Linked DNA regions of Mus musculus: region 1 is linked to region 2. The links are chromatin contacts, found by Hi-C or POLR2A ChIA-PET in ENCODE. All regions are on one chromosome and are shown on one strand. The core of a region is the stretch at or near the end of the contact, and the rest is flanking DNA. Distances in the headings are between cores, read along the strand shown. Region 1 holds the start of Agk (acylglycerol kinase). Region 2 holds the start of Mrps33 (mitochondrial ribosomal protein S33).

The links. Hi-C counts contacts between places; a loop is a spot of excess contacts on that map. ChIA-PET counts read pairs that join two places held with the same protein, here RNA polymerase II (POLR2A).
Region 1: a map of regulatory T cell shows a loop between it and region 2 (5-fold over the local background). The contact joins the promoter of Agk here to the promoter of Mrps33 in region 2. A Hi-C loop is called at or near these places in 2 of 37 maps with a recorded cell type or tissue (regulatory T cell and v-Abl transformed pro-B cells). POLR2A ChIA-PET finds 5 or more read pairs at or near these places in 2 of 5 experiments (both embryonic stem cell).

Annotation. Positions count from the first base shown.
Region 1 is chr6:40,323,764-40,331,156 of GRCm38, forward strand. Agk (acylglycerol kinase) reads left to right here and starts at 1,715. Exons shown (of 16, transcript NM_023538.2): 1 at 1,715-1,767; 2 at 5,730-5,836. The coding sequence starts at 5,736.
Region 2 is chr6:39,805,956-39,812,766 of GRCm38, forward strand. Mrps33 (mitochondrial ribosomal protein S33) reads right to left here and starts at 4,981. Exons shown (of 3, transcript NM_010270.2): 1 at 4,909-4,981.

The sequences.
Region 1 (7,393 bases), core at 465-2,964, 510 kb after region 2:
TTATTTAGATCTTGGGGATGAATAAGAATGTAAGGGTTGAGGCTTACTAGTGATGTGTTTGTGTGTCAAGTTGACAAGGGGTCAATTGTACTGGCTAGTTTTGTGTCAACTTGACACAGTTGGAATTATCACAGAGAAAGGAGCTTCAGTTGGGGAAATGCCTCCATGAGATTTTTCTCAACTAGTGATCAAGGGGGAAAGGCCCCTTGTGGGTGGGACCATCACTGGGCTGGTAGTCTTGGGTTCTATAAGAGAGCAGGCTGAGCAAGCCAGGGGAAGCAAACCAGTAAGGAACATCTCTCCATGGCTTCTGCATCAGCACCTGCTTTCTAACCTGTCTGAGTTCCAGTCCTGACTTCCTTTGATGATGAACAGCAATATGGAAGTGTAAGCTGAATAAACCCTTTCCTCCCCAACTGCTTCTTGGTCATGTTTGTTCGGGAATAGAAACCCTGACTAAGACAAATGGGCTCATGGCTTTATTTTATTTTCTGATTCATAAGTGTCCAACTAACCTATTCTACGGTGGAACGTGTCATTCAGGGCAACTTGAATCTGTGTTCCAAAACCATTGCCATTCATACTTGGCTCAGAATACATTTATTTCCTGTTTCCTAGGGAGACAGCAGTGAAGAAATGTCTATTTTCTCCAGATAGTGACAGGAACAGACCCCGAAGAAATGATTCCACTAAAGTCTAGATTTGTGGATCCATGAATTTGATTGGGGTAGTGAGGAATTACCTATAGGAACATGAGCAACTTAGAGGAGGCAATACCAGTGAAGAAGTTCCCTCAACACTCCTCAGCCCCTCTGGCCCAGTAACCTTTAATTGCTTGTACATCTTGTGGAAGATGGGAGTCCCTAGAGATCAAATATTAGTGGATCCAGTCTTGGGACATCTCAGGCGAGTTCCCATTTGAAGATGTTCCTACTGAAAAACTGTTCCCATTTAAGACAGCAATGTTGTGCCCTCAGGGCAGACTTCTAAGAGTCCTCTTTGCAGCAAAATCTGTTTTATTTTGTTGACATCTTCCTCGCAGTGAAAGGTGGCAAGATAAAAAGTTTTTGTAACTGCCTTGGTGTAAGGCAGCTAACAGGAAGCTTCTCTGCACCTGCCCTTCATCTTCAGCCCAGCGATCTTTATATTTTAACAAGACACATTTTTCTGTTGTCCAACACCCCTGTGGGCTCTCCTGCTGCATGGCTCCCTTTTCTCATAGCTCTTTCTGCCTCCAGCACACAGGCCTAAGGGTTCTGTGATTTTGTGCCTGATTTCCCCAGCCTCAGCCCCACTCCCACCCCACCCTGCTCTTCCGTGCATCCAGACCTGATCATCATCTTCCTGCTCTCTGGAGCTCAAACTTCCGCTCGTTAATTTAACACAGTGCCTCCTCATCTCCCGCCCTGTCGCTGGGTTTTGTTTTATTTTGTTTCATTTACCACTATGCCTTAGCCATTTAATTACTTTCTGATTTAGTTCCAAATCGTAAAACTGTTCTTATTATGTATTGTGAACTTTCCAGAAACGACTGGCTGGCGACAGATGGATAGATGAAAGATTGAATGAACAAGTAATGTGAGAGAAAGGGAAGGGAGGGCGGTGGCTGCTGCGAGCCCATCCCTAGGTCACGGGAGGGCTCGCCCCCGCCTGGCTCGCGCTGCTCCGCGTCGGAACCCGAGAGCAGAGGGAGCGGTTTCCCTGAAAAGAGAGGGAGAGTTTTGTGAGAGCACACAGGAAAGGCCGGGCGCTGAGCGGCGGGCAGCGGTGAGTTCGGGGAGCAAGCTAGGGCCGCGGGATGTGTGTTGTCAGGGTGTGGAGCGCAGCCGCTGGTGGCTGCGTTGAGCAGAGCGTCCGGGGAACCCGCCTGGCGTCCGGGGATCGGCCACGCGGTTGCTGACTGCGGTGGGGCGGGAGGAGGGGAGATTGGGCCGGGCCAGCATGGCGTGCACGCCCGTTGTCCCTGCGAGTCAGGTGTGCCGGTTCGAGTCCCAGAGCCGTCCCTAACCTGTGAACCCCTCAGCTACTTCCCACCTTGGGCTGTGGGGTACTCCGGAACAAAAAAACGGGGCCAGTAATATTTGAACCCTAAAGGGTGGGTCGGTTCATTCGTTCTATTTATTAGGTTCTGCAGATGTGGATGACTAGAATCTGTTCTAAAAAGCTCTTTAGTGAGAAAACCCCTACTTTTCTTGTCAGAAGAGGGTCAGAATTTGAGAGTTTTTGGGTTTGGGGAAAGCCTGTTTGGAAGGCAAAGATATGTTAATTTAGGCATAAAATTTGAGATTTTTAACTGACATTAGTGAGAATGAAAATTTTGGCTACTGAGAAGGGAATATACACTGAATGTATTACAGATTGTGAAGACAAATACAGATTTTATTCACAACTGCTTCACTGCAAAAATTAATGGTGTTTCCCTTTTTCTCTAGGGAAAATGTTAATTGACTTATCCAGGGTCTCACCATCTGTAAACGACAAAGCTAGGATTTCGTTAAGCACCTTGGCCAGTCCTCTTTGCACACTAGGCTGCCTGCATATTTCCCTCATCTTTTAATAATATAGAAAGCATTTAAGACAGGGTGGGCGTGGCTTTTTAAAAAGACAGTCCACTCAGAGTGTTGTCGACTGTCCGATATTCGTTCCATGCCCCTCTCTACTTGGGTGATGTTCCAGCCTTCCAGCAGGTGGAACAGTCTAGAGTCTCCTTAACTGCACACTGTTTCCCCACAAACCTACAATGTAAATCCAAAGCCTTGAAATCACTTAACAATCCGTTGCCCAAGCACAAAACCTGGCTCCGTTTCCTCGTCCTTCACCTCTTGCAATCAGTTGATCATCAAGCCCTGCCCATTTCTATTTCATAAAGACCTCCAAATCATTTGTTGACTCTTGTCTAGAATTTGTGGCAGTCACCCCTCGAATGGCTCCTTTTAGATTTACTTTCAGGTTCTGGCAGTCTGTTTTATATTCTGCACCTCAAATGTGATTGTTATTCATCTGCTAAAAAAAAAAAATCTCAAGTTTTAAACATAATATTGTTTTAAACATAATATCCAAAGACCTTAGTGCGGATTCAAAGCCTTTTCAAATCTTCCCCCTCCCCATGACCCCATCGTTCATCTTAAAACATTGATTTTTAATGTCTGGTGTGTTTGCAACCTCCATTGCAATTATGTTAGTAACTGCTAACTAAAAATCATATGACTACTCAGTTCAGGAACAAAGTAGGCTTTTGGGGAAGGAAGATGATGACCAAGAATATATATTTACAACAAATTTTGTGCATTTTAAATAAGGTTTAATAAAGACAGTAAGGGCTGGGAGTCACTGTTGTAGATGCTATCCTGTATGTATAATATCGATGGTGTTTAGGGCATGGTCATCCCCAAGTCGTACATTGGCAGTTGGGGAAACAGTAGAAGCAGGAAGTTGTTGCTAACCTGAAGCAGACTTCCTGTATAAGGCTCTTGTGTTAGAGCTACCTGTCAGATGCTTGTAGGAAAAGAAATAGTACTTTTATTTCTTAAGATGAAGGGACACAGAAGAACCCAAACAAACAGACCTTGCTGGTCTTTTAAGTCATAGCACCTTGTTCAGTCATGTTTCTGTAGAACTTACTGCTTTTCATCAAATTGACCACACACACAGGGATTTATTTCTGAAGGTTCTGTGTCATGAAAGCTCACATTGAATAGATGTATATGCTTTTTCCTTGTTAATATGTCTTTTGTTATAAGATTCTTAGTTTTAGTAATGGTTGAGAAGAGAAATTACTTCAGTCTACTACTTACCTGTGTTTTTCAAATCACACACACACACACACACACACACACACTGCCTTTGTATACTTATTAGTTCAGGTCGTTATAACTGGGATAGCTTAAATAACAAAGATTACTTTTTACAATGTGCAAACTGGAAGTATGAACCCACAATGGTTGTTGGCACTGGGCATGGTACCCTCTTCCTAGTTTGCAAATGGCTGTCTCATTGCTGTGTTTTCAGATGGTTTGGAGGTGGAAGGGATGTGAGGCTGTCTTCTTAGAGGGGTACTAGTCCATTCATGAGGACAGCATCCTTAGGACCCCATTATTTCTACATCCTAATACCATTTCAGTGGGAATAGGTATTCAGGCCATAGCATATACCTAACTCCTTTACTCTGACTTCTGACCTGCAGGACTCTGGCTCCTTCAGCTCCATCCCAGTTAGGCCTGTTTTTCTGAACTCAGGGTAGATCCTGTTCTCATTCCCCAACATGTATCTTATGGTGTTGCAGCTTTGCCTGTATGGTTGTATTGCAGTTAGGGATTTAAGATTTCTGAGCATTTGAGAGTGGGACTTACTCTTCTCTGCCCTAGCCCTTAACATAGAGTAGGTATTCATTAAAGGCCTCTTGAATGAATAAGTGATTAGGATCAGATGAGAGAGGTCAATTATGTGGACCTTTGGGAATTTTCTTTTTCTTTTTCTTTTGTATCAGCCTAGATGGCTTCATTGATGTTTGCAGTGTGGCTTTTTCTTCCTAGGAGAGGGATTTTAACCAAGGGAAGTTACAGAGAGAAATAATTTTTATCTGTTTAGATAATAATATATATATATATATATATATATATATATATATATATATATATAGTGAGAGGGAGAGAGAGTGCGCACAATTGTAAGATGTCATTTAGCACCCTACAACTTAGAGGATATTATGTAAAAGTTCTGCTTTTATTTATTGGTATTTTGGTTGGTTGTCTTCTTTGAATGTAATTGGGATAACACTAGTTTTAAATGCCTTTTACTCTGCTAATTTTATTTAACATTGTATTTGGTTGTTTTTTTCTATATCTATGAAAATTCTCAATTAAAAAATGAATTGCTACATGTCTCACTCACTTAATATATGTTTTTGGGATAGCTATTATGTGCCAGATCTTACTTGATGTATGGGTTCTAGTAGTGACCACAGTTCTGCATTCAGTGGACCTTACTCTAGTCAGAGAAGCTAAGTAACATATTAATATAAATATCATCAAATGGTGTCATACAAAAACAGAATAAACATATTACACTATTTTATTTTTTCATGAAGAACTAATTTATCTTCCTTACAGGAGTAGGTATGAGTATCTGTCTTGTATTTTGTTATTAGTGAATACGATAATTTAAAAATTAATTTTATATGTGAATAATAATAGCTCTTTGTAATTTGCACGCCTTTGATTAGTAAATTGAGTATGTTTTTTCTTAACTGAGCCACATGCATTGCTTTTTTTAAAGCATGTCCTCCACTGGTTTTCATACTAAAGACCTGGTGTTTTCTTCTGTCTTAATAAGCTGTTGCTGGTCTTTTGGGTTCCTTATATGTACTAGACAAATACTCAACAATGGTATAGTGGGACAGTCAGAAGACACACATCAGGGAAGCCTGGCTATTTACTTCCTCCTTTCTGCCCTCCTTCCTTCTCATATGGAGAGGGAAAGGTGGGTGGATACAGAAGGAGGAGAGCCAAGGTAGAAGTACATGAAAAAGAAGGAAGCAGAGATTGGTGAGTGGATCAGAAGATGCTGATGGTGACTAGACAGGAAAGGATGAGAAGAACCAGAGCAGAAGTAGCAAAGGGAAAACAAAAAAGGAAAAGGGAGGGGCGGGGAGACCTTAGAGGAGGACTGTAGGATGCTCTGTGATTATCTTGGATAACTTTGTTTTCTTTTTCTGCCTATTAAATCTATAGGAGAAGATGACTGCATTCTTTAAAACGCTTCGAAATCATTGGAAGAAAACTACAGCTGGGCTCTGTTTGCTGACATGGGGAGGTCACTGGCTCTACGGGAAGCACTGGTAAATACTGACAGCCCGACACCATCCGCATCCCACTATAGAAGGATCTGTAGGGCCAGGGTTGAAATCTTGCCCAGCTGCACTTCTCTATAAAATGCGGTGGTCAAACAAAGCCATTCAAATAAAAACAAAGGCAAAAGCTTCTTGTAACCTGCTCTATGTAGTTGACTACATATTGCACTTTATATGCACTTTATTGCTCACAGAACATATTTCACACTGTAGTGTGCAGTCTGATTGATTGTAGCTGTGTGGTTCTGTCCTTGCTAAGTATCTTCAGAGCTAAGTACCACATCCTTATAACCTATGTGCACTCAGCTTAGCATATGCAAGGTAAGAAAGAATATTAACCTTCCCTTCCTTCTACCCTGGACCCCCCGGGGAGCCTATGCTGTGTTTGCAGGGCCTCGAAGGCACACTGGTGCCAATGTGGAGACTCTAGCCCCTGCTGGGTGAAGATCCAAAGAGCTTACGTGTTCCTTTTTCAGTATGTTTCCAGAGGTCTTCTGATACTCCCTAAAGTCTTAAGACTTTTTAAAAGGCCCTTTAGTTCTCCAGCCTGAAATGTCCTCACTCTGAACAGGGTTTGAAGCAGCCTTTATGTTTGTTTCTGTATGTGGTATAACACAAAGGTATAGCCTCACTGTTTTGCATGTGGGTATGTGGGCTGCACTGTTTATAGAAAGGGTTTCTTTCTCTGCTGTATGGTCTCTGGGCTTTGTTGAAGGTATTTTGACCATATATGATGGAGCTTTATGTCTAGGCTGTCTGTCCTGTCCCTGTGGCCTGTGTATATCTATAGGCCAGAACCACATTATTTTGAAAACTATAGCGGTATAAGAAGTTGTAAAATTAGGAAGTGAGACTCTTCCAACTTTGTTCTTTTTCTAGATTATTTTGGCCATCCAGGGTATTTGAGATTTCTTATCAATTCTGAGATGGCTTTTTCCTATTTTTGCAAAAAGTGCCATTGAGATTTTGACAGGAATTACATGGAATTGTTAGTTTGCTTTGTTTTGTGGCCATTTTTAACAGTATTGTCTTCCAGTCCATGAACACAAGATGTCTTCTTGTTTGGTGGCTCTTAATGAACACATCTCTTATCTTACCTAAATTTATTTCTAAATATTTATTCTTTTTGATCTTCTTGTATAGTTGATTTCTTAATTTCTTTTATGTGTTGTTCAATCAGTGCATGGAAATGCAGCTTACTTTATTAATCTTTTTGGGTTTTTTTGGTCTGGCTTTGATGAGGTTGTTTTATGGTCCTAACATTTTTTTCTATGTGTTTGGGTGAAACCGTTCTGATGTTCTATATAAAAAGCTCATGACATCTGTAAAGACAGATAACTTTCTTCTTTTCCATTCATTTTAGATGCATTTTCTTTCTTTCTCCTCTTCTTTTTCCCTTCCTTTCTTTCTCCCTCAACCTTTAACTTGATCGTGTCTTGCTATGCTGCCCAGGCTGGCTATGAAACTAGGATCTTCCTACTTCGGCCTCCCAAGTGCTGGTATTATAGGTATGTGCCATCACTTGCTTGGCACTTGTATCTTATT
Region 2 (6,811 bases), core at 3,731-6,230:
CACCCAAGCAGTCTGCAAGTAAATATGCTGACTGCTTGCCATCTAAAGGTGTAATCATGGCAGAGAAGTAATTACGCTGTTGTCTTTATTATCAGTCCTTTGAACACTGTTCTCCTCCAGGGCACCAGATGGCTCTGAGAACTGCTAATGAGTTATGAGGTCATTTAGCCTCTAGGTTACTCGATTGAATTCTGCCTAGCAACTGCAAGCCATGTGGAAAAAACAGACAGTGGTTCTATAGAAACAAAATTCAACAGCTCAAATAAGGATCATCAGCTCAATAGAGTTGTTATTCCTGAACAAAAGTCACTTAGGAAGTATGATACTCAGCCTTAACACAAACTAGCTCAACAGTAACTTTCTTCAGAGGTACAGAACGATGGAACAGATGTGAGAACGATAACTAGGACATTAAGAATTATATTATAGCTAACAGATATATAAAAAAACACATGATGGACATGCAAAAATCAAGAATGCTTCTGGGGGCTAGAGAGAGAACTCAGCGTGAAGAATGCTTGCTGCCCTTCCAGAGGACAGCCCAGTTCACAGCACCCGTGCTGGACCATTCCCAACTGCCTGTATATCCAGCTCCGTGGGATCTGATGCCTTCTTCTGGCCTCTGTGGGCACTGCACACACAAACGGCATGCATTCACACAGGCATAGAGACACAGACACACACAATAAAAAGTAAAAAAAAAAAAATGTCTGGTGGTGATGGCACACGGCTTTAATCCCAACACTTGGGAGGCAGAGACAGGAGGATCTGAGTTCGAGGCCAGCCTGGTCTACAGAGTGAGTTCTAGGGCAGCCAGGGCTACACAGAGAAACCCTGTCTCAGAAAAAAAAAAAAAAAAAAAAAACAAAAAAATAGTAAAACAAAACAAAACAAAACAAAAAACCTTTACGACCACTACCACCCAAAACAATGCTTCTGGTAGAATAACTGTACCATCTCATTCTAGGTCAGTCGTATGCGCTATTGTTGGCAGCACATACCAGTTTATGTGAAATTTTCATGCCGAGATAAGAATCCTTGCTGGCTAAAAGGCTATCTGGGGGGTAGTTTGGTTGAGATGTGGAGGAGCTAGCTTTTAAATGTAAAAAAGGCATAAATCTATCTTGAAAAAGCGAATGGGAGAACTAACCCAAAACCTAATGAGAAGGCGCTAACGTAGAACAGCTCTTTCTTCAGAGTTCTGCACTCTACCCTTGCAAAGCAAAGTATGCTTCCATCAAACTAATACTTCAAAAATAGAAATGCCGGGAGAGCGTGGGAGGAAACAAGAATGCCAATAAAATGCCACCTGCAGAGAAGAGGTTCCCACACATCTGCTAAAAGACAAGACTAGGTAGAGGGCACCTGATGCATTGCAAAACAGTGCTTGGATGAGCAGAGTTTTAATGCTATTTCAACATCCAGAGACAGAACAGAGGTTGACCTTAGAGCAACTAATAATGTCAAACCATTATTACTCTGAATGCCAACTAGATGATCTTGGGCCAGCAGTGCCACCCAAAGGCTAGCCAGGGGAGAAGACTCACGGTCTCGTTCAAACCAATCTGGGCTACCATAGCTTTCTTTGCTCTTCCCCTTTTACATCCTGCAATCCAGGGTGGACTGTGTGGATGCAGATGGGTTTGGGCTGATATCATCAGAATGGAGGTTTCATTTTTTTTTTTTTTTTTTTAAAGATTTATTTATTTATTATATGTAAGTACACTGTAGCTGCCCTCAGACACTCCAGGAGAGGGAGTCAGATCTCGTTATGGATGGTTGTGAGCCACCATGTGGTTGCTGGGATTTGAACTCCTGACCTTCGGAAGAGCAGTCGGGTGCTCTTACCCACTGAGCCATCTCATCAGCCCGAGGTTTCATTTTTTATCAGTTTACATCTAAGGAGAATATAACAGTGTCATAACCCTTCCAGGGCCATTAGATGTCCACACGTCTTCAGAAGCAGCCATGTTTCTATGTATGTTTTAAACACCACCACCACCACCACCACCACCACCACCACCACCACAAATAACAACGAAAAAACCTCTCTTGAAACCTTGACTTTTTCCAAACACAAGTTTAAACAAACTTTTTCCTCCATTCATTTTGTCCTCTTTTTACTTAGTTACTAGTATAGCATCGGAATAGATTTTTCACTGTAATTGCCTAGCATTTCCAGAGATACGTTAAAGCAGGCTGGGAACTATCATTTGCTACAACATCTAAAGGAAAATACATCTTGAATTCCCAATCACTTTCTTCTTAAATAGAGCCTACAGGATGAGACCTGGCTTTGTATCCTGGCTCTGTCATTTGATCTATTCTGAACTCTGCCTGTCTAAATTCTAATTTCCATCTTTCTGAAATTCAAGACTGCAGGGATACTGTGAGACGTCAGGAGAGCAGTGGCACCCAGTAAATGGTAACCCACAGAAGGAACAACCCTAAACCCCTCTGATAGCTTGGTGCTCGTGGGTTCAGTGAATAGTGTTCATTTGTTGACTCCTTTGAGTGCACAATTACACAGTTACTCCTGCGCCTCCCTGAAATGATACCCTCATTTACAAAGCCTGACGAGGGGAACGGGGGCAGCCAGAACCTTGGTAACCTGACAGGCAGGAAGGAGAGGAAGCCTGTAGACAGCAGCTATGCTAAGGTAACTCCATAGCCACTTTGCAGTGTAGCACACAGGTGGGATATATAATCAGCCGTAAGATCTGATTAGACTCCATGGCAACACAGACCACAAAAGCCAAGTCTTAAAATGACAGCCTTCTCTCTCTTATGACAAAGAGAGAGAATAATCCTCTTTAGACCCGAGTCCCTGACTCAGCCCTACTCCCAGCATGGTGGCTTTAGCTTAACTAACACACACACACACACACACACACACACACACACACACACACACACACACGATGTACTTTTTAAAAAAGCTTCAAAAATTGCATTCGTTTATTTTGTGCTGGTATGTATGTATGTATATATGGACACACATGTGCTACAATACACAGGTGGAGGTATGAGGACATTTAATCGTCCCTAGTCATTAGGGTTGACTGCAGTGTCTTTGTCCATTGAGCCATCTCACTGGTCTGTTAAACTTTAAGTATAAACAACACATAAATAAACCAACAGAGGTCAGTTGTGGCCTTCAAACCTGGCACTTCAAAGCACAGGCTAGTGGTTCTCTGTGCGTTCAAGACCAGTCTTGTTCTAAGTGAAATTTTAGGCAAGCCAGGGCTACATGGTGAGACCCTGTCTCACCACAAAAACACAGGCTAAAATGCCTGCTTTCTGTAACTGGTCCTAGGGCGGATGCATTGCTACCTCCCTTCTCCCTTCTTTAACTTAAAAAAAAAAAAAAAAGAAGAGGCTGGAAAGATGGCTTAGCAGTTTAGGTGCTTGTCACCAGGCCTGCCATCTGACTGTGATCTCTGGGACTCCCCTAAGGTGACCTCTGCATGCCTGAGCACACACACATACATGTAAAGGGCTATTTAAAAATTTAGGACGTTTTGAGATTTCAGTATGCTTTCCTAAAGGATTTCAATTTTATGAAAGAATATAACCTTTTAAATTATATAACATTAAGTCAAATGATTTACATGCCAATTAGATTTCAATTCACATAAAATTATCCTAGGAGTTACACAATAGGGTAAAAATTAAAAACAAACAAACAAAAGTTATTTGTGGGTGGGTCTGTGTGACTATGTTCCCAGGGAGGCAAGATGGAGAGGGTTCCCCTAGACCAGTAGTTCTCAATCTTCCTAATGCGGCGTTCCTTTAATACAGTTCCTTATGTCGTGCTGACCCCTCTACCATAAAATTATTTCATTTCTACTTCATAACTGCAGTTCTGCTATTGTTATGAATTTATGAATTGTAATGTAAATATCTGATATGCAGGATATCTGATATGTGACTCACAGGTTGAGAACCTCTGCCCTATAATGGTGTTATACGTGGTTGTGAGTTATCTGACTAGAAACTCAACCTGGATCCTGCAAGAGCAATATGCTCTATTAACTACTGAGCCATCTCTTCAGCCTCACAAATTAGTTCCTTTGAAATATCATGTTTCTTTAAATGTGAATGAAAGAAAAATACAGGTGAAAATAACCGTTGAAAATGAGAAGCAAAACCAAATTACTTAAATATGTCAAGCAAAACACATAAAGCCCACATCTGAAAATTCAGAACTCTTTTTTCCCCTTTTGGCATAAAAAGATAAGTTTATCTTTCTCATGGATCTATTTATTTAAAATGCTTGCAGGTACACTTGTGTGGGTATAAGTGTAGGTCAATTATCAACATCAGGAGTACAATTTACCTTATTATTTGAGTTTCGACTGACAAGGAAAGCTGAAGGCATAGTGCCTGCCTAATCACGACCCAAGGAATGCATACGAGTTGTTACTGAGAAGCAACGTGCTCAGAGCATTTAAAAACTGGTACCAATTATTTTACTGGGTCACAGGGCATGAACCCCTCCGAACAGATAACTTTATTTTTTTTTTTTTGTTCAGCATGCACAACTCATACTCTCCGCTGTCTGATTCGCGCACTCCTCCGGCGCTGGAAGCTGTAGTAGAGTCATTCATTTTCCCAAGCATCATCTAAACTGCATTTTAAATAACAATCAACAAATATCGCCGGCGCATCCCACACAAAACTGAGTGCGAGGGCGGGCTCACTAGGAGAAAGGAAGTGCGTTTTTGGTTTGTTCAGTTCCCCACAGGATAAGGGGAAAGCCTCGGGTGTTTGTGGGGTACACGTGGAAGCTCCAGGAAGGCCCCTAACTGACTCGACTGGATCTGGCAATTCCACCAGGTTAGGGACCCGGGTCCGCCCGCACCGCCGCCGCCCTCTGCTGTGACCCCAGCGCTCCGCTTGCCTTACCTGCTCCTGACCTCGCGCACGCGCGTCCCCGGAAGGCCCGCCCCCCTTTACTTGCTTCCCAGCTCCAGAGAGCAGGAGAGAGGCGGAAGCTTGATGGCTAGAGCGGAGTCGGCGGACAACCCGGAACTACTCTCACTCCCTGGGGGCGGGACCTCGGGCGACACCTAGCGGCCGCGCTCGCTCTGAGCCCAGGGCCTCCGCCCGCGAGGAAAGCCGGGTTGTGTGGGTGTGGTTCTGAGAGTGGGGGAGCCTTGGCTATCCAGGAAGGTTCTAGAGGGACCACACGCATCATTTTGTCGAGAATAGCCAGAGCTGAGTCCCTCCTCGCTGAAGCTCCTTGCTCTGTGATAATAGAATGAAATGCAGTATTTTTCCTTTGTCTTCACGTTTCATTTTTCTTTTCATTAGAGCTTATGCTCTTTGCGTTCCAAAGATACTTGATGCTAGCTCAGAGTCTTTCTGACCGTGTTGGGTTCCTATCAATCAAGGAGTTGAGCTGTGGTTCTCTTTTCGGGGTACAGGGATAGAACTCTTGGATAGGAGATAGACAGGAGCAGTAACACAGAGAAATTGTGTTTTGGAAGATAGCCTAAGTTCTGCTTCTCTTTGTACATTTGGATAAGCTAGTGTAAAACTCTGTCCCCAGCCTTTTTCTTTTCTTTTCTTTTTTTGTTTTGTTTTGTTTGTTGAGACAGGGTTTCTCTATGTAGCATTGGCTGTCTTGGAACTCACCGTGTAGACCAGGCTGGCCTCAAACTCAGAGACCCATCTGCCTCTGCCTCCTGAGTGCTGGGATTAAAGGTACACACCTGGGCCGTCAATCCCAGACTCAAACTTTTATGATAAACTCTCAATTGTTTTTTAAAAGCAAGATGTCTTAATTGTGGAGCAAGAAAATATCGTAACGGACAGTATGAGATCAATCATGAGATCTTGAGCAATCTCAAAAGAAATCAGATATGTGGGCCAAGAAAACTGCAGCTTTATCTGCGCAGCTGTGTCAGCTGCGGGTCAGAGTGCCCTTTACCGTTGACTGTCCTTGGGAATGAAGATAGGTTGCTCATACCGCATCAACAACTAAGGTACCGGGGTATTTGCCTACGTGTGCACCAGTGAAGGGTCAGCATCCTGCAGAGACCATGACTTCATTACGATATTATTTTCATTGTGGGCTTGGCCAGGATAAGCTTTTCTAGAGGATCCTGAGAAGAAATATCCTTCAAAAGTGATCTGACCCACCGTGACTTAGGAAAGAAAAAGGCTCGCCCTACTCTATCACTATGACACCCACTTTATAAATGTAAGAATTAAAAAAAAAATACGACGGGGAATCTACTGTGCTCTTGCCCTTCTCTTTGGAACAGCTCACTCCTTGAAATCTTCGCTTGCTTTGTTAGATAAACTGCTTACACTGTGTGTCTCCTCTGAATTTCTTCCTTGAAAAAACAAGAGCTGAGAGACCGCCTCTCATAAAAAAGGCATGTCTCCTCGGCAAGCCTTTCACTGACAACAGAAACACTATCAGTATTTCGCTCCTTGCAAAATCTGCTTTCAATAGAGCCACCTTTTATAGGGATTACTATACAGTGCCTATTGAGTGCTTGGTAGGTCGATTGAGAAACGAGTGCTTATTTTCTGAGCATTAATCAAAGTCTTACATAAATACAGTAAAATAGATTTTAGAATTGAGGCAAGTCAGCAGCAAGTTCTATATCTAGAGGAGGGCATTCAATTGACATTGTCTTTGCTCCTATAGAATTTGTGTTTGCCAAGTTTTAATATGTTATCAACTCACATTATAGTATGCAATCTTATTAACATTTACACCAAGGCTGTTAAAGTCCTATGCATAACTACAGCCACCTACCCCAGTGTCCTAGGCGGCAACAGTCCTTGGAGAACT